2 separate regions of the Homo sapiens genome follow, and region 1 is linked to region 2. A link is a loop called in an ENCODE intact Hi-C map of the cell type or tissue named here. Cell type or tissue: heart left ventricle. All regions are shown on one strand. Each heading gives the region's core, and the rest is flanking DNA. Links, peaks and the distances in the headings are about the cores only. Region 1 overlaps CNN3 (calponin 3). Region 2 overlaps SLC44A3 (solute carrier family 44 member 3).

The links. Hi-C counts contacts between places; a loop is a spot of excess contacts. Peaks named below come from ENCODE experiments on the same cell type or tissue, not always from the same donor. Only the 100,000 strongest peaks of a DNase experiment are listed, where the experiment ranks them.
Region 1: a loop joins it to region 2, with 2.2 times the contacts of the local background. A loop is called at or near these places in 86 of 110 quality-filtered maps.

Annotation. Positions count from the first base shown.
Region 1 is chr1:94,907,459-94,917,329 of GRCh38, reverse strand. All of the region lies in intron 1 of CNN3 (calponin 3), which reads left to right. Among named protein-coding and RNA genes, the nearest start is that of CNN3-DT, 14 kb to the left of the region's middle. RefSeq lists enhancers at 5,572-6,771, 5,970-6,906. In heart left ventricle, for the core only: no CTCF peak of the experiment used is centred there; a DNase peak (open chromatin) is centred at 4,861.
Region 2 is chr1:94,848,362-94,858,232 of GRCh38, reverse strand. SLC44A3 (solute carrier family 44 member 3) reads right to left here. Exons shown (of 15, transcript NM_001114106.3): 10 at 733-898. Among named protein-coding and RNA genes, the nearest start is that of SLC44A3, 33 kb to the right of the region's middle. In heart left ventricle, for the core only: CTCF peaks have their summits at 3,668 (motif pointing left) and 5,288 (motif pointing left); DNase peaks (open chromatin) are centred at 3,072 and 3,622; H3K4me3 peaks cover 748 bases; H3K27ac peaks cover 817 bases.

The DNA.
Region 1 (9,871 bases), core at 1,323-9,322, 58 kb before region 2:
ACAGTGGCTCACGCCTGTAATCCTAACACTTTTTGGGATGCTGAGGTGGGCGGATCAACTGAGGTCGGGAGTTCGAGACCAGCCTGACCAACATGGAGAAAACCCATCTCTACTAAAAATACAAAATTAGCCAGGCATGGTGGCGCATGCCTGTAATCCCAGCTCCTCAGGAGACTGAGGCAGGAGAATCACTTGAACCTGGGAGGCAGAGGCTGCGGTGAGCCAAGATCGCGCCATTGCAATCCAGCCTGTGCAACAAGAGCGAAATTCCATCTCAAAAACAAACAAACAAACAAAAAATCCAGGAAGCTTTAGGTAGCTTTAAAATGATATCTTATCAAAATGGCTATCAAATCATGTCAAGTAAGTGGTTTTTAATGATATATTGAATTCAAAGGAAGAAATCTTTCCAGTATCTTGATTGGAATGGCCAGCAAAGCATAGATGGAAGGATAAGTGTTGACATTTATTGAGTTCTTACAACTTATGTGAATTAACTCATTGATTCTTCCCAGTAACCTTCTGATGTAAGTGCTGTTAATGATCTCTGGTTGGCAGGGAAGAAAACTGAAGCAGAGGAAACTTTGTGCATGGTGGAAATGGGCTTCTAATTCAAGCATTCAGTTTCCAGAGCCCTTGCTCCTAACCATTTTAATCTGAGGCCAGAGCTCAGGGAGAATTGACATCTTTCAAGACGAGAGGGTACTGAGTCCAGAGAGGGCAGACCAGAGCAAGAAATCCCAGGATAAAGTCCTTTAACAAGAAGCTGGAGGAGGAGAGATTAGAGGGCCCTCCTGGAAAATACTAGGTGCTACAGAGAGGCCCAGAGGATGACTGGAGACAGGCCACTGGATTTGGCTACTGAGAAGTCACTGATGACCTGTTTTGTTTGAGACAGGATCGTCCTCTGTTCCCCACTCCCTGCAATCCCCCTCCCCTGTTTCCCCCCAGGCTGGAGTGCAGTGGCATGATCTTGGCTCACTGCAGCCTTGACCTCCTGGGCTCAAGCAATCCTCCTGCCTCAGCCTCCCGAGTAGCTGGGACTACAGGTGTGCACCACCATGCCTGGCTAATTTTTTGTATTTTTCGTAGAGACAGGGTTTTACCGTGTTGCCCAGGCTGCACTGGTGACCTTTTGAGAGATCGTCGGTAGAGCAAATTTCCAGGGGTTAGGAGAGAGTACTAAGGGAGGAAATGGGCAGGCTTGGCATGAAATAAATGACAAACAGGACAGTGTATGAGGCTGGCAGCAGGTTCAATTAAAAATTTGCCATTTCAGGGAAGACAGGGTAGCCTGTGCCCATTGATGGACCAAGTAAAGGCAACAGCCCAAAACAGATGGTGTGTGGGGGCAAAGCAGAAGGGCAGGAGGGTCAGTGGGAAGAGAAGGGGCCCAGCTCAGAAGGGGAAGGGAAGAGGACCATGAAAACGCAGCACTGATGTGGAGAAGTCCTCTTTTCATCTGAAATAGGGGTGTCACTTTGCTCCTGACCTTATTATGCTAGAGCCACTGATGTCCGATGGGGAAGAGAGCAGGAATAGGAAGAGATGGCCCAGGCTAAGCCCTCCCTGTGAGCGCACTGCTGATTGGGCTGCCCCTTTGGAGCTTGGGCACTGGTTCACTCTCCTCTTTCCATTGGCCCTTGATCTGGAAGGGATGGGAAGTTGGGTTTATTTTGTTAGAGCCTGGTTGTCTGTAGCAAGCCTTTACTGTATTATCTCCAAGAGACCTTTGTGTTGGGGCATAGCACTCTGATGGAAGATGTAATGCTTTCAGGGTAACTTATTTTCTCCCTCATCCATGCTCTCAGATTGCATTACAATTATGTAAAATATGGAGTTCACCTTTACTGTCGATGTGGAGGGTCCCCTGTGACTTCATCATAAGATCCTTGCAGACTTCGGGACTGGAAAGGGGAAACCATGTTCAGGCTGACTTTCTTTTAGAGGAACTCTGAATCTTGTAGTTGATTATGTCCCTCTTTGTCTTGGTGTTTAAGAAGCTTGGACTTCAGTTTGCATCCAGCCTATCTTTGGGTGGCATTTGTGTAGGATTTGGTGGCATGCAGGTGTTTGAGCCTTGCCTCTGACTTCATCTTTTTTTCACACATCCTCATTAAAAGCAAAATGAACCTAATGGCTTTTTACTTAGGGTCTCAGAAAGTACAAAATACCTTTGTATGGTATTTCATAAGGCACAGTATGAATATTTTTAAAAGGAGGAAATGGGACCAGCCTAGGCAACACAGGGAGACCCCATCTCTACAAAACATTTTTAAAAAGGTAGCTGTAGTGGCACATGCCTATAGTCCTAGCTACTCAGGAGGCTGAGGTGGGAGGATCGCTTGAGCCTGGGAGGTTGAGGCTTCAGTGAGCTATGATCATGCCACTGCACTCCAGCCTGGGTGACAGAGCAAGACTGTCTTGAAAAAAAAAAGAGAGAAAATGGGAAATTCTATCCTACTTTGTAATGGAAATGTCATATTTTCTCATTTTCATTGGGGAAAAAATGGTGCTCTTTTGCACAGTTAACATATCTGTAAGATTCCATCAGCATCTATCCCATGTTTAAAATTCGATTTCCTCTCTGTTCATAGCTGGTTGTGTAAAGCCACCTTTCTCAAATGGACAGACTCCATTGTAGTAAGCAAAAAAGCATTTGCAATCTGAGATCTAGACCTGGATCTAGACTCCAAGAGGAGTTCCAGATTTACTAAGGCTGACCCAAAGGGCTGAGATCCCATTTCTCCTTGGCCCACTTTCATGCCTTGTCCCAATAATAACCTTCAGTAAAGGAGCCGCGTGGTGTTTCGACTCAGTTTTGGGGTTGGCAGATGGGAGCATGGGGATGCGGGTGGTCAGTGATCTGTGAGATGAGGGTTCCCCAGGCTGGTTGAGACAAGTTCCTTCAGAACAATACAGCGAACTTTTGGGACAATGACGTTGAGGTGGATTTCATGCCTTCCTTGAGTCACAGTAGACTGAGGCTTGTCCTATGGAGCGGGCTTGCTGAAGAGTTGATGAGGAGTGAGTGTACATTCTGAAACTACAGAAAAGTTGCAAACAGGTCATGTGCCTTGTCGTTATGGAAAGATAAATGACAGTTCTTCAGTGTTACCCATGCTCCTGACTCAAGGGTTATTTTGGAGGCACCTAGAGGTCCTGCTGAAGAGACAGTGCTTGACAATCTGGAGAGTGGCAAAGAGCTGATACCTACAAATGCGGGAATGAGTTTGTTAGACTCTTAAATATTCTAGTGGTGAGACAAAGAAAACAAAAACTTGAGGAACATCTCTATTTTCACCTCTTTTTACCTGTGGGGCTTCAGCTAAGATCTCCTTTCAGCAAAATCTCTACAGATCTCTAAAATTCAAGACCCGGCTGGCCTTCTTCCCAGTGAGAGAATGTTCTCCAACAAGCTTTCTTGGAGGTCATCTCTTCCTGCCTGTGCTTCATTGGCACTCAAAACATGATATTTTTCCATGCCTGTTTGCTTCTAGTCCATCTCTCAGGAATTTCTCCATATATTTCCCTGGCCTGTCCTCTGTGTGTCACTCAGAATAAATCAACTCTCTCTTCTATATGACTTCCATCTAAATATTTAGATGGGAGCTAACCTGCCTCTCCTAAACTTCCAGGTCATATGTAGCCACTCCTGGCTAGCCAGTTTCTCATAATAGGCTATATATGGTTTTTCTAATCCCTTCCCCACCTAGTTTACTCCTTCTAGAAACTGATGTCAGCTTATCAGTGTCCCTTCAGAATGCATCACTCAGAATTGATCATAGTATTGCCACAGATGTGGTTTAACCTACCAGAGTACACTGGGATTGGTAACTGACTTCCTTTGATTACAAAGCTTTAGCTCCTCCTGTTTTAACCAACAGAATCACTTGGCCAGGTAGACAAGGTAACTCTGTGTAGAAGAAGGATTCTAATCCTTGCTTTGTCAAATTGACTTCTCCAGTCTATAAAGTATGGTGATGATCACTCTGGGAGGTTTTATGGCTCACATGAACTCCATGCGCACCCGTTTCTTATAAATAATGCTTTCCTTGGTTACCTCATGGGGCTGTTTTGATTTAAACAAATAAGCAATACTATTTTATGAAGAATTGTATAACTATGCAGACCAAGATAGTGTTGGCTTTTTAACTTACTCAACTCACTGAGTAAGTGTTACTAGTTCTAAAACTTTGGGGCAGGATTTGACATATATTTTGAATAAACTGTGTATTAACGTAAGAAAGATCCTTCTGATTCCCAGTTTCCTTAATAAGTATGCCAAGTAGTTTCCAAGTCATTAATGACCAAAACAGAAGAGAACACATCTAAATCCAAACATTGAGGTACACATCACCACGAGTTTCCTCTGCCATGACATAATCAGCACAGTGGGCATGGTGTTCCTTCTGACTGTACCCTCCTTCTAGGGTTACTAAACTGGACTTCAGGAGTGCGCTAGACATAAGGAACTTTTATGAGAAAGTAATGCAATTATATCCCTAGTGGGCCATCTAAGATTACCAGATTGGCAGATCAAGGAGATGTGACGCCCATAAAAGGCAGTGACATTCAAATGCAGATGCCTTTCCGAAACAAGATAGATCTTTAAATCTGAGGCATTTCCCTAGGCTGGTAATCCTGTCAGTGGGTGAAAAATCATGGATTGAGTGCCCACTATGTATCAGGCATGGGCATGAGGATTACTAAGATGAACAGGAGCCTGACCTCCCCTCAAGGAGGGGACATGGGCAGGTGTTCTTGGACATGCCTTGTGTGTCCATGCAGCCTTGGTGATGGCTGCCCTTCTCCCTGAGTGCTTGCTTGCACACTCTCTCCCCAAGAGTCCACTCTAGGAGGGCGCCTGCCGGGCTCTTCAGCCAGTAATAGATCCTTGCCCTCTGGGTGGGGATGGAGTGGGAGCAGGCTTCTCTCTAGGTTCTAGTTACTACCGTTTGCCAAGGCTTCTCTCACAGTGAGCTGCTTGATACCCACTTTTTTGTTACTTGTTATTTCTGAGTCTAGATTCTTCTGGGAATCCAGTGTCTATACTTGTTCGCTCCTTGTTTAGATTTGAACTTTCAAAAATCCACTATAAACTATATGTGTTCTAAGCTTTGCAGTCTAAAGGTCATTTTCTAGACAGAGAAGACAAAATTGACATTCTGTTAGCTCTGCATCTTTCTACCGTTTGTTATACTCTTTGCTTTAGGCACTGGACCAGCTCCTCTTTAATCATATATATAAAATTTTTTTTTTTGAGATGGAATTTCACTCTTGTTGCCCAAGCTGGAGTGCAATGGCATGATCTTGGCTCACTGCAACCTCCGCCTCCCAGGCTCAAGCGATTCTCCTGCCTCAGTAGCTGGGATTACAGGCGCTACAGATGTGTGCCACCACGCCCAGCTAATTTTTTTGTAGTAGAAACAGGGTTTCACCATGTTAGCGAAGTTGAGCTCAAACTCCTGACCTCAGGTGATCCATCTGCCTCGGCCTCCCAAAGTGCTGGGATTACTACAGGCATGAGCCACTGTGCCTGGCTTATTTATATTTTTTTTGAGACAGGGTCTCCCTCTGTTACTCAGGCTGGAGTGTAGTAGCACAGTCTCTGCTCACTGCAGCCTTGACCTCCCAGGCTCAAGTGATCCTCCCACCTCAGCCTCCCAAGTTGCTGGAACCACAGGTGTGTGCCATCATGCCCAGCTAATTTTTGTGGGTTTTGTAGAGACAGGGTCTCACTATGTTGCCCAGGCTAGTCTCAAAGGACTCAAGTGATCCTCCAGTGTTGGCCTCCCAAATTGCTGGTGTGAGCCACTGCACCCGTCCTAGTAATTTTTGAAGCTTTAATTTCTTGTCAGTCTCACAATATTTGTATATTGAGTCATAATGTTTTTGTATTTACCTGATTATAGACATTTGGAGGGGAAAAATTTGTGCTGGTTGGTGCCATATGCTGATACCTTGATCTGAAGACACAGTTGTACCTCTGAGAGGAGGACCTGGCTTTAAAATGCTCCTGGACTTTACTTCTGTTTACCTGAGGCGAGCATGATTTTCCACAGCTTTTAAATGTCTAGTTCCTCCGCATCAAATCTTTAGCACGTTCGTGCCATGGAATGAGTCTTAGATTCTGTGGTGACCTCAAGAAAAGCATGCATTCTATCTTGACATCACTGTCCCAAATGTAAAATGTTTTTCTCTAGAATTCCCACTCCCACCCCCCATAAGATACATGCCTGATTTTGTAAAATAGTTCCTTTGTCCTTTTTGTCAGCAACAATCTGAAAAAGAATAAGAATTCGGGATGCAAACACATTCTAAGCAGAGAGAAGAGCTTTAGCAAAGACAGAGAGGCAGGAACCAGCCTCAGGAAGAGTGGTAAAGGGAGTGGACAGTGGTGAAGGCTGGCATCCCAGGTGAGCCTGTCTGCAGTGGGGTTTTCTTTGCTATTGCAAACAATGGATTGAACAAGTTGCAGTGGGGTTTGGTTAATAGAATGCTCTGTACCTGGAGCTGATAAAATTGGAGGGCGTGCATGCTGTTGTGTGTCAGGTATTGCGGTGGGTTCCATTCCTATTGAACAGGCTTCATCCTCACAGTGGCCCTGGAAGGAAGGAGTCTACCCACAAGAAATGGGGTGACCTGGGTTCAGTTACTTGCCAAGGTCACACTGGAACTTGGGAACACAGGGTTTTGAAGTTTGACTTGAAAGCGTGTGATCTTCAGTAAATGTTTATAGGATTCATTGCGGAGAGACAGGGTAGATGAAAATGTTGAAACCTGTTCATTGTCCTTGCATGAGATACCAAGAATAGCAAGTGATAGTGAGAAGGAAGGAGAGGAGGAATCTTGATACTTGAGATGGAAATCTATTTGGTTCCTATTTTGGGACCATGTTAGCCCCCATTGTTCTCTCTTTATTTTAAACACCCTATTTTATATATATTTTTGTGAACTCTTTAATACACCGTATTTAATATTTGTCTCTTTCTGCTAGAATGTAAGCTTTTAGGACAGAGACTTTGCCTTTGAACTGTGCCTGATATGAACTAGCCATTTAGATGAAGGACAGAAAGAAGGATTAATGGAGAAAGAAGATGAAAGAAGAATCTAAGGAACACACGGAACACTTGAAAAACAGAAGCTAATGTTGAATACGAGTTTACTTAGAGAGTTTGGAGTAATGCAGGATTATCCTGGTGGCTCAAAACGGGGAGCCACAGCTGAAATTAGGGAGACTGTTGTAATCACTGGGGACAATAACCAGGAATTGTCTGCTTCCAGGTTTGAACAAGCTCTGTGATGATAATACATTGTGAGAAGGAATCCATGTGAAAAACAAGCAGTCTTCATTCTTCAGTAGATTCTGGAATGTCCTGGGTGTAATGGGGGCATCAGACAGTTCTTGTACATGAATGTCATCACTCTACCTCATGGCAGATGTGCCCCCATCTTTTTTTCAAATGGTACTTGAGCTGAATGCTCTCGGCGTACACCGAGAAGTACCATTCAACAGCGCAGGAATCGAGCTTTTGGGTCAGCTGTGGAGGTGCTTTTTGAAGCTAGGTCTCCCTTTACTCTTTCTCCCTTTCTGAGGGTTCTTAGGGGGAAGCTTCTCAAATTTCAGAGCCAGGGAGGGGCATGGCTGTTTCCCAGCAGCTGGTAGGCTTGTATCTGCTCTAGTGTCTGCCTTCACTGTTAGGACACATAGGCCCTCGGGGTTGTGTTTCTGAAGGTGGTCTTAGTCCAGAGCTCTTGGATATATGATTAATAGTGATATGTGATATGTGTGCCTGTGGGCTGGAAGAATAATTGGCTGAAGGATAGGCCCTTCCCTCTGGGAATGGAGTGTGATTTGTGGGGGGAGAGACTTGTACATTTTAGTGTTATCTCAGTGTTTCTTAACCTTGTTTTCATGATCACCTTCTCCAAGAGTTGTTTTAGACATTGTTCCTAGTTACCTCCTATCCCTTGCTAGATTTAGTACAAAGGAATAAGATTTTGTTGGGTAGAGTTGAGCTTTGGAGGGTCCCAAGTTTTTGTATTGTCTTAAGATTTTTTTCACCATTGGTAGAAACCACCACAAGAAACACTTTTCACCTCTTTGGGACACCACCACCCCTGTTGAGAATGCATGCGCTACATACTTGTATATCATTTATTTGTTTATTTTTGTTTTAAAGACAGAGTCTCACTTTGCCACCCAGGCTGTAGTGCAGTGACATGATTATCAGTCACTGCAACCTGGAACTCCTGGCTTCAAGCAATCCTCCTGCCTTGGCCTCCCAAAGTGCTAGGATTACAGGCATGAGCCACCCACCTGGCCTATTTTTTTTTTTTTTTTTTTAAAGAGACGGGCTCCCTATATTGCCCTGGCTGGTCTCGAACTCCTGGGCTCAAGGATTCCTCCTGCCTCAGCCTCCCAAAGTTGCAGGATTACAGGCCTGAGCCACCATGCCTGGCCCAGCCTAATTTTTTTAAAAAAATTATTATTTTGGAATTGGCTGGGCGTAATCCCAGCACTTTGGGAGGCTGAGGTGGGCGGATCACCTGAAGTCAGGAGTTCAAGACCAGCCTGACCAACATGGCGAAACCCCATCTCTACTAAAAATACAAAAATTAGCTGGGTGTGGTGGTGGGCACCTGTAATCCCAACTACTCAGGAGGTTGAGGCAGGAGAATCGCTTGAACCCGGGAGGTGGAGGTTGCAGTGGGCCAAGATCACGCTATGGCACTCCAGCTTGGGTGACAGAGCGAGACTCCGTCTCAAAAAAACAAACAAACAACAACAAAAAACCAATTATTATTTTAGAATTACAAAAGAAAGTGAGGGCTAAAGAAAGGTCATGAAACAAGAAAGGACTGATCTGCATTTGAACTGAAGGGTGACTCCACACTGGTGCTCTTAGCTGTCCTGAGGAGAGAGCCAAGGGAAGCTCTAAGGGCTGAAGCCGCCACCACGACCACAACAGGATGAGCCCTGGACCCAGGCACAGGAACATGAAGAGGAGCAGGTGAAGCTGTCGGAGGAGCGAGAGCAGAGCAGGCCAATCGCTGAATGTAGGGAGGAGGATCAGCTGTATCCTATGCCCTAGGAGGCTTTTTTCTTGGTCTTCATTATCTTCACATGTTGATTGTATCTGGCTAGAGGGATGTTGGAGAGTTTCGGGGAGGAGTCTCCAGCAGGTGTGCCTAGACAGTATTCTCCTCGGTCTCTGGATCATTTGTAAGTGCTCCTTGATGCAAAGAAGGCTGTCAGGCACTGCTTGGAGAATGTGTGCGTGTTTAAGAAAGGAAGGTGGGCATATAAAGAGAGGGGCTGCTGTGGATTTGAAAGAGCCAGGCAGAAAGTCTGCGAAAGCAGCTTGGGAAGGCCAAGAAAATAAATCTTGAAGAAGAATAAAGAAAAGGATGTTTATCAACAACTTGGAAGAGTAATTTTTATTTTATTTTTATTTCTTATTTTTGAGACGGAGTCTTGCTCTGTTGCCCAGGCTGCAGTGCAGTGGCACCATCTCAGCTCACTGCAAGCCCCGCCTCCCGGGTTCACACCATTCTCCTGCCTCAGCCTCCCAAGTAGCTGGGACTACAGGCGCCCGCCACCACACCCGTCTAATTTTTTGTATTTTTAGCAGAGACAGGGTTTCACCGTGTTAGCCAGGATGGTCTTGATCTCCTGACCTCACGATCTGCCCACCTTGGCCTCCCAGAATGCTGGGATTACAGGCGTGAGCCACTGCGCCCTGTCAGGAAGAGTAATTTTTAAGTAAATTAGAGTGAAATTTCCATGAAGTATTAATGAGGTAAGTTTAAGCAATTATTTTAAGCTAACTTTCTTTTGTTGAGAGAAAGAAAATGTCAGCGTTTT
Region 2 (9,871 bases), core at 607-8,606:
GCTCACAGAATTTACTGAAGTATATTCAAAATAGACCAGTAATTTTTTTGTCTGAAGTCAATTAGGATGGATATTCATAGGGGAGTTCCACCCTTCCTTTTTTTAATATTAAAAGAATGGCAGCCAGGTGCGGTGGCTCACACCTGTAATCCCAGCACTTTGGGAGGCCGAGGCAGGCATATCACGAGGTCAAGAGATCAAGACCATCCTGGCCAACATGGTGAAACCCTGTCTCTACTAAAAATACAAAAATCAGCCGAGTGTGATGGCGCATGCCTTTAGTCCCAGCTACTTGGGAGGCTGAGGCAGAAGAATCGCTCGAACCCAGGAGGCGGAGCTTGCAGTGAGCCAAGATCGCGCCACTGCACTCCAGCCTGGATGACAGAGCAAGACTCCATCTCAAAAAAAAAAAAAAAAAAAAAAGGCTACTCCATAGGCAGAGCAGCCCCTTTTTATCTTTCAAGTCTAAGCAATATGATCTCTTTTCTGTTTGTCTTCTTTCTAAATTTTCTAGCTTAAAGTAAAAAGGTTGGAAATGTGACAGATTTAGGGTGTAATATTTCTTCTCACCACCAAATGAGAATACAGCCCAAATTTTAGCTTACTCTTTTATTCTTGCCAACTTCTTTTAAGGGGCTAGGTCAACATTCCCAAATATCTTTTGAGATATTAACATGAAGCACATAGATAAACCACATAGACAAACCAATAGAAAAAAAACACTGGACCTACCTGTTGAAATAACAAGTAACCACTGCCCCAGCTATAGTCATTTGCTGGCACGCAAGGATGAATTCACTAGTCCAGATGAGGCCAATTAAATGGTACGACCACATGTACCGAATGCCCGAAAGGGGCTTATATTCCACTTGGCCGCCTTCCATAACCTGGGCAGCTCCTAAAGTTTCAAACACAAACATGCTTTACACCAATGTTTTCCTAAGCATGAACCATGGTTCAACAAGCCATGTTTCTTTATGCTTGGCCTTTGGCATTACATAAAACAAATGCCAAAATCAAGTACCCACCATAATTTAAAATATACAAAAATCAAAATCAAAAACACACATTTAACTTCTAAATAACACCAACGGTGATAATTACAGTGACCATTGGTAGGCAATTTCCAAGACACCTGACATATGCTATAATACTCATCCCACTTTGTGGATGTGAAAACTGAGGTTTAGAAGAGGCAAGTAGGCTGGGTGTGGTGGCTCATGCCTGTAATCCCAGCACTTTTGGAGGCTGAGGTGGGCGGATCACCTGAGGTCAGGAGTTCAAGACCAGCCTGATCAACATGGTGAAAGTCCACCTCTACTAAAAATACAAAAATTAGCCAAGCATGGTCGCAGGCACCTGTAGTTCCAGCTATTCGGAAGGCTGAGACAGGAGAATCTCTTGAACCTGGGAGGCGAGGGTAGGAGTGAGCCGAGATCACGCCACTGCACTCCAGCCTGGGTGACAGAGCAAGATTCCAGTCTCCAAAAAAAAAGAAGAAGAAGAAGAGGCAAGTAACTTTTGTAAAGTCTCAGAGCTCAAAATTAGTAGAAGGAGAATATAAACCTAAACACATGGGACTCTAAAAATCCGTAGTTTTCCTACCATATGACTTTGTGATGCAAACCAAACTCAGCACGTTGATGAAACCACACAAAGCTTTTAGTATCACATTATAGAATCCTACTTCACCAAAAATTTAAACTTTATAAAAGAGACAAGGGTCTTTGTTATCTCAAAAGGATCTATTTCAGATTTCATTTCAAGAGCAAACTCTCTTAGCACATTTAAAATATCTACTGGGCCTCAGTGTTAACCTTCCCAGGTTCAGATCCCAGCTTTACCCCTTTGTGGGTAACCCTGGACAAGTTATTTGGCTTCCTGGAGTTTTAGATTCCTTATCTGGAATACCTGGAGGAGTTTTAGATTCCTTATCTAGAATACCTATTTCCTGGTGGTATTTTGAGCACGGAGTGAGAGTACTTGGAAAGTACTTGGTATAGTGCCCAACCCATAGACATATCGCGCCATAAGTGATAATGGTTTATTACTATCATTAAATTTCAGGAGCACAGTACTACTTTCAACTGAGGCCAGCAAGGTCACCGTAACAACTTTTTGCCATTCACGTGGCTATACCCTGCTTTCTTTTCTCTCCTCTAAAGAAGTCCTTGAATTAGCTCTGCTGGTAAATCCACTGGTAAATCCAAATTTACTCTGCTGGTAAATCCACTGGTAAATTCACTGGTAAATCCAAATCCCAGCTTTGTGGCTGCATATGATTTCTAGATCTTTTCCCACTATGGATTTTAAAACAACTACTACTGGGAAGAAGATGCATGCTCTGGTCTTTGGTGAAACCTATAGCTTGAAGAACATTTAGAGATTGTTTCATATTTCCTGCCATAGCTATAAATTGACTTTAGGCTCGTCATTCAGGAGTCCTTAGATATTCACAGTAGGGTCTGTGTGAAGGAAAGGGGAGGATATCCGTGCTGTAGATCAAAAACTGATTCCACTGACTAAGGCTGATCTTAATTCCCAAGCTCTATGTTCTGCTGAACAAGAATTACATTGTAAGAAACAGTGGAACAGCTTGATTTATAGAGAGGTTAATGTTTTATGAATGCTGGGCTCACTTTGGCTTGGAGGCAATCTCTGTTTTGGGTAAGGCATGGATAAATGCCTATGGTTTTCTAAGATGGGGTGATTCAGGGCATGCTTCAGGAAACATTCCCAATTCCAGAGGAGGTGGCCCCTCCCAAACAGAATGCCTGTTAGGTAGATGAGGTCAGTGGACTCTGAGAACCACTCTGGAATATGAGAAGTGCTCTGAGCCAGGGAAGAAGTACCTGCTCCTCCTACAAGGCCCAGCAGTATCAGCGACAGATTATGCTTTTGCAAAACTAGGTTTACAATATCACGAATAGTTTGCGGGCGGAGAATATTTCCACAGAACAGGAAGGATGATTTCTTCAGACAGACAAAGGTAAGTATGTCCTACAGGACCTGGACGCTAATGGGGGCCAGACTCTCCTCTCAGCTGCCCTGTGCTGTCAAGTGCACATATACGCACACCTCCCAACCTGGCACAGTCAGCGGTGGGAGCAGCTGAAGTGATGAGTCAAGATCCGCTTAGACATTATTTGGCATTCCCCCAAAGAATGGCATTTGGCACTCCCCAAAGAAGCAGAACCTGCAAGTTATTTTTGAGTGATCACTATTGTTTCTGAACATCCTTATCAAAGCCATCTTCTATTTGTTCCTGGGGCTGTTTAGGACTTTCCTTTAGGGCAGGGTTTCTCACCGACATTGTGGACCAGATCTTCGCTGGGGCTGGGGCTGGGGCTGGGGCTGTCCTGCGCACTGGAGGGTGTTAGCAACAAGCCTCGCCTCTCTACACAGATGCCAGGAAGCTCTCCCTCCCCTCCCACAGCCACGACAACCCAAAAATGTGTCCACACATTGCCAAATGCCATATCAGGGGCAAAAAGTCACCGGGGGGCGCGGGGGGCTTGAGAACCATTGGTTTAGACAAACGTTCAGGGGCGCTCTGGCTTCAGGGCGAAAGCCGGGAAACAGGTTGGATCTAGCTCGGAGTCTGCGGTTGCAGAGCCTGTGGGTGGGGTAGACGTGCTTAGGCACACATGACTGCCCTCTCCTGGATGGCTGTGTGAATGCAGGCAAGATCCCCTCATCACATGACAGTTGCTTTGTCTCTATGGACTGGGCACTACAGCTACTATCATGGGTAGCTAATGGGTGTTAATGGGAGGTAGACTATGGGTAGATCCCAAGATATGACAGATCTCAGGGGATGGTGGTGGGAAGAGCACTGAATTGTGAGAAGGCTTGGTTCCAGGCTCAGCTTTGAAATGTGTGACAAACAATGTGGGCCACAGCTCTCTGATGGTGAAGAAGAGAGTAGGCAAGATGAACTTGGGACAGTGATTACTGGCTTGGGCTTGAGAGTCACACAGGCTGAGAGTCACATCTCTGCACTGTCCCCTAAGCAACCTCCTGCAAATAGTGGGACTTTTTTTGAAATCTGCTTCATCACTTGAAATCGGAGAATGGTAATACCTACTTCTCACACCCTTGGTGATCTCGTCCTGTCTTGTGGCTTTTAGTGCAATACACATAGCTGTTATGAGTTAAGTATAATAAACAGGTAAGGCTCTTAGAATAGTAAGTGCAATAGGGTCAGCTACAGTGAGTGCCACACAGGGTTAGCTATAAATGAGATATAGGTAGATAGAATTCCAATTCTGAAATTAACTTAAACATTTATTGAGCATCTACTCCATGCTGGTATTATGCTGGACCTCAGCTATTAGGCGGAACAATAAATGAGGCAAAAAAAAAAAAAATCAGAGAGAGGATACCATCTGAGTTACTATCAGAAACTTACATGCTCCCATATTGGTCCATTTGTTTCCCCTTCTTCTGCCCAACTGTTTTATAAATTCCCCCTTCAACCTTCAAGAGCTTCCTTCCCATCCTCACTCTCAGCCCATGATCTTACCTCCTGTTTCACTGAGAAAACTGATGCAATCAGAAAACCTCTGCTAGTGCTGACCACCTCACACCTAACCTGCTATCAACACGGGTCCATAATCTGAGTCCTCTCCCAGAACATGATATTAATAAATGGCCCATGATCCTATGGCCACACTTCACCAGATCCCATTCTTTCTAACCTGTGTGAACATAACTCTTCAATAATTTTCACCCTCTTCATCAAAATCTTTCTCTCTATTGAATCATTCGCAACTATCTCCCATCTTTAAGAAAAATCTACTGTGGACTCTTTCCTCTTCCAGCTTCCTCTCCATTTCTGTTCCTTTTAACAGTGAAATTCCTCAAGATTGTCTATACTTACTCTTTCCAATTCTTTTCCTCCCACTTTCTCTTCACCTACTCCAATCATGATTATTCAGTGGTCAATCCTCAGTTCTTCCTTTAGCGGCAGCACTTGCCACACTGGACCGCGCACATCTCTGTGAAACCCTTCACCTGCATTCCAGGGCCCCACACTCCACCCCTTCTCCTTCGACCCACTGGTCACTCCCTTTCAGTCTTCTCTGTTTGTTCTCCCTCATCTCCCGGGCATCCTGAAGTGCCTCAAAGCACAGTCCTTGGATTTCTTCCCTTCTCTATCTACATTCATTCTAATCTCATGGTTTTAAATACTATTAATATGTTCCCAAGTTCCTAAATGTGAATCCCAGCCAGGACCTCCTCCACTAACTTCAGACTCAGATAGCTAACTGCCTACTTGACATCTCCATCTGGTGGTCTAAAAGACATTTCAATTAAAGCAACTAAAAATTAATTTCTGATCTACCCCTAAAATGCTATACTCAAATTCTTGCCCCATATATCAGTTTATGGCAAAGTTATCTTCCAGTTGCTCAGGCCAAAATCCCTCAGAGTCTTCTCCAACTCCTCTTTCTTTCATGTAACCAGAAAATCCAATTTGCTCTACCTTCAAAATAGATGCAGAATCTAATATGTCATGCCACTTCCAACATTATGACCTATTCCAAGCCACCATCCTCTTCTTACTGAATCACTGCTATTAAAATGTAGTCAGGTCAAGATTTTATTCTGCTTAAAATCCTGTAAAGACTTCTTCCCAATTCAGGTTAGAAGCCAAAGTTCCTACAAAGGCCAGAAAGGCCCCAGGATCTGACTGTGTGCACCCTGACTCCCCTCTGAACCAAGCTCTCCCTCGCCCACTCCACTCTCGCTGAATAGGCTTCCCTTGCTGTGCCCTAGAACTCCAGCCTCTTGCCAGCCTCTGTGCCTGGGATGTTTCCCCTTGCTTTAGATGGTCTTATGGCTCTGCACTCACCTACTTCAAATCTTTCTGCATCATCACCTTCTCAGTGAGGCACCCCTGATCGTCAAATTTAAAATGACACCCTGCCCCCTCATGCATTTCCTATTTGTCCTTTCTGCTTAATTTTTCTCCATGCCACTTATCAACTTTTAAAGTACTATAACATTGACTGACTTACTTTATTTAAAGCCTGTCTCCTTCTACCCTCCAAATTGGAAGAAAAGCTGTATCTCCAGCATTTTTAATAGGGTCTGACACACAGTAAATATTCAATAAATATTTGTTGATTGAATGAATGAATGGATATATCTTCCTCAAGTAATATATTCTATTAAAGAGATTTGGAGACAATTTTCTAGAGATCTTCCTTGAGAGCATCAAAATAATCTGAAAGATATTCATAGTGCAGTTAGCTGTAAGTCTGGATATTATTAGCAAGCTTTAAAGCATTTCAAAAGACTAAGGTGATATAATGATTGTTATAGATGGCAGTTCCTTATGGAAGGCAGTCCAGCTGGTCAGGATAATTCCCCAAGGGAAGCAGGCCTAATTTGGAGGGGTTCTACTTTCCAGCACATTCTGTGCACTTGGCCTTGTCCAGCAAACTGGCCCAAGAGTCCTGCCAGCCCCAGCCTGCTGACATTCATCCTGCCTGTGTCTCCCACTGGCTTCAGCTTCGGCTCTGGCAGCATGAGGATTAGGAAAAAAGAGAGGAAAATCTCATTGACAGGCAGCCTGCAATATATGAGTTCTTCATGTATCCATCTCATTTCACAACCATGACACTGATGTGATGTTATTCCCTGGGTCAGCACCCCTAACTGAATCCATTCAGGTAGGGAACTGAGCTAAGAGACACAGAAAGAAAAAGGCATGGTCCTGGCCCTCACGTGTTCTTCCTCTTGTGGGATGACAATACATCTTGCTTTATTGTTCATAGCATTTATCACTAAGGGATGCATATTTCCTTATTCACTGCCTCTATGCCCACCCAGTAGAATGTCAGGCCTGGAGAGCAGAACTGCTGTCTTGTTCACTGCTGTATCTCAAGTACCCAGGGCATGTAGTGTGACTCCAGGGCTGACAGGGCAGGCATGAGATAAATAGTTGTTGAAAGAATGAAGAATATAAAATATGCAAGGAAAAAAATGGAGGAGAAATATCTAAGTATGGCTGAGAAATTTATAGGAGATTTTCCAAGAATAATAATACTCAAACCAATCTTGAAGAATGACTAGTTTGGGGAAGCAGTTTAGGGGGAGAGTTGGGGTGAGAGTTGGGCAGGGGAGGGGATTCTAGAGGAAGATCCCAGCAGGAGCAAAGGTATGGGGATGTGCATGGAGACTGCTTTCCTTTGCACCTTCCCAAAGGGACCAGGAACTTCTGAAATGCAGGAGCTGTTTCAACTCTCTCCCGTGCAACCTCCCTTTACTCTTTTCCTAGAACAAGACTGGGCCACTAGCAGGCTTTTGCAAAATAACTTCAATTATCTTCTAGATCTCTGAAAACTTAAAAAAAAGACAATTTTCTTCTAAATTGTGTTATTGAATGTGCCAGAGAAAGCAAAGAATAAACTACAGAGCTGAAGGTACTAGATGTTCCTTGGTCAACATTAATTCCTAACATAAAAAATACATATGGTCCCTTATTTGCAAAGCAAAGCTCTTGTCTCATCTCAGCCTCCTAACATCCTTGTGAGGCAACCTTACATCAGTTTTCCATTGCAAAAATGGCAAAAAGGAAGCAGAGGCAGAGCCAGCCTGGGTTCCAGGTCATTTGATGGGAAACCTATGGAAAACTCTCTGTCTGACCCTGCTGCCTCCTTTCCAAGCTCACCCCTTTGTGTATCCCAAGTACACGGTGTATGCTGTGTGCAGTCCTGTGATTAAATCTTCTAACTGCAGCACAGACCTCGCGGGAAGTCCACTCCCTGCCAAAATCCAATATGGTTCTCTTCTATTGTACAGACTCTGGAGCTTCCAGACCACCTTAATGAACACTGGAGGTGACCAGGTCATCTGAGCTCTTTCCAACCTACCAGATTACCAAGGTTACCACAGTTTTCACTTTTTCCTATTGGATTTTAGTAATTACTGTCTTATTGCTGGTACCAGACAAATCCCAATGGACTACTAAATGTCATTGTTGGGTGGTGCAAGATGGGGGCTTGATATGACCTGCTGAAAAAAAATCCCCAAACAAGTCAGAATTTGTCAACTAGTCAAAAGAATGATTAACAGTCATTAGAAAAATAGCCCATCTGGGCAAAAATGATCAACCCAAGTTCACTCCTATTTTTTTTAATGCAGTAAAAAATAGTATTCATTCAACCATCTGACACAACTATTTGGGTGGCTCACGCCTATAATCCCAAAACCTTGGGAGGCCAAAGCAGGTGGATTGCTTGAGCCCAGGATTTCTAGACCAACCTGGGCAACACGGCAAAATCCTGTCTCTACAAAAAAATACAAAAATTAGCTAGGCATAGTGGCATGTGCAGCCCCAGCTACTGGGGAGGCTGAGATGGGAGGATCGCTTGAGCCCGGGAGGTTGATGCTACACTTGAGTCTGAGCAACAGATTGAGGCCCTGTCTCAAGAAAAACAAACAAACAAAAACCAACAAAAAACAAAACACAAAAACAAACAAACAACTATTTATGTACTGAGGACGCCCACACACAAAACTGGGCGCTAACTGAAGAGTGTGTCTGTCCCCGCTGAAGCTGCCTGTGGGACGTGGAATGAGACAATCGGGCACTGTGCAGCGGGCTCGCCACCCGATCACCTGGCGCCTCTTCATAAGAGGTGAAAGCGGCTCAGAGTCCCTCTCAAGTGTTAGCTGGGGCATCTTCTGAAGATCAAAAAGTGATTCAGCTGCTGATCTGCCCAGCCGCAGAGCCAGGCTCTCTGGCACTGGTGAAAAGGCCTCTGAGAACAAAGGGGACCCTGTGCACCTGGGTCGGCCACAGGCAGGTGGAAGGAGGGGACGGGTGATTTGGTTTCTATGATGCCTGACCCCAGCGGGGTGGGGAAGGGGGGTGGTGGCTCTGCGTAGCACCTTCTCTCCTGAGAAGCCTAAAATCGACCTGCTCATAGATGCCTCCCATAGGTCCGGGGCACCCAGTTTCCTTTCTGGCCCCTCTACTGTTCTCGCTGTTTGCTGCTTGCACTAACAGTGAATCGTCACACTTCACTGTGTGATCCTGAGAGGTGGCTGCAGAATGACACGCTACCTTCAGCCCTGAAGAATAACCTCCAGGTCTCTCTTGCAGTGGAGGCTACTAAGCCCTGGGCCCAACCTAGACCTAGTCAGGGGCACAGGCTGGCAGTTAAGGGGCACAGGCTGGCAGTTCATGCCCAAGTCAGCCTTGGGGCTTGCTCCTTTCTGACTTCACTGGCCTGGGCTCTTCCCTTGACCTCTGTGGCCAGGTCCTCTCCTTGTGCTGCCTTGACTTCTGCTGCATCCCCCTTTGCCTCTTTCTGTATTTTCTGACCTGGCGATTTCCAGCCTGCCCTCTAAGAAGCCCTCCCTGACTCACAGCATGGGTTACGGCCTTGTTCTGGTGTTCCCATAGCTCCCCAGATTTCTCTGATCATCACATCCATCAATCTTCACTGCGATCACACGTTTCATTGTTGGACCATCCTGCTTGACTATAAGTACTGAGGGCAGAGAGTCGACCTCAATCCTGTTCCCTACCTCTCCCTAGTGCCGTGCTCAGCGCCTCATCCCCACAGTGCCCACCAAATACTTCTGAATTAAATTAAAACCATCCCTGCTCCAAAACATCATGGGGTCTAGCCACAGACACAGTTCCCCTTATCCAGATTCACAGCCAACAAGGGGCCCCCTGGCTGGGCCAGCTGCACCTAAGGAGGTGGGAAGAGGAGGGTCCTTCACTGGTCCTGAGCCATATTTCCTAAGACCTCACTGTTTCTCTGATGATTCTCTAGAGGCTAGGGTTCAAGCCCTACAGTGCTGCTGCCCAGGGCCACTGCCACCACCTCCATCACACCTCATCCCC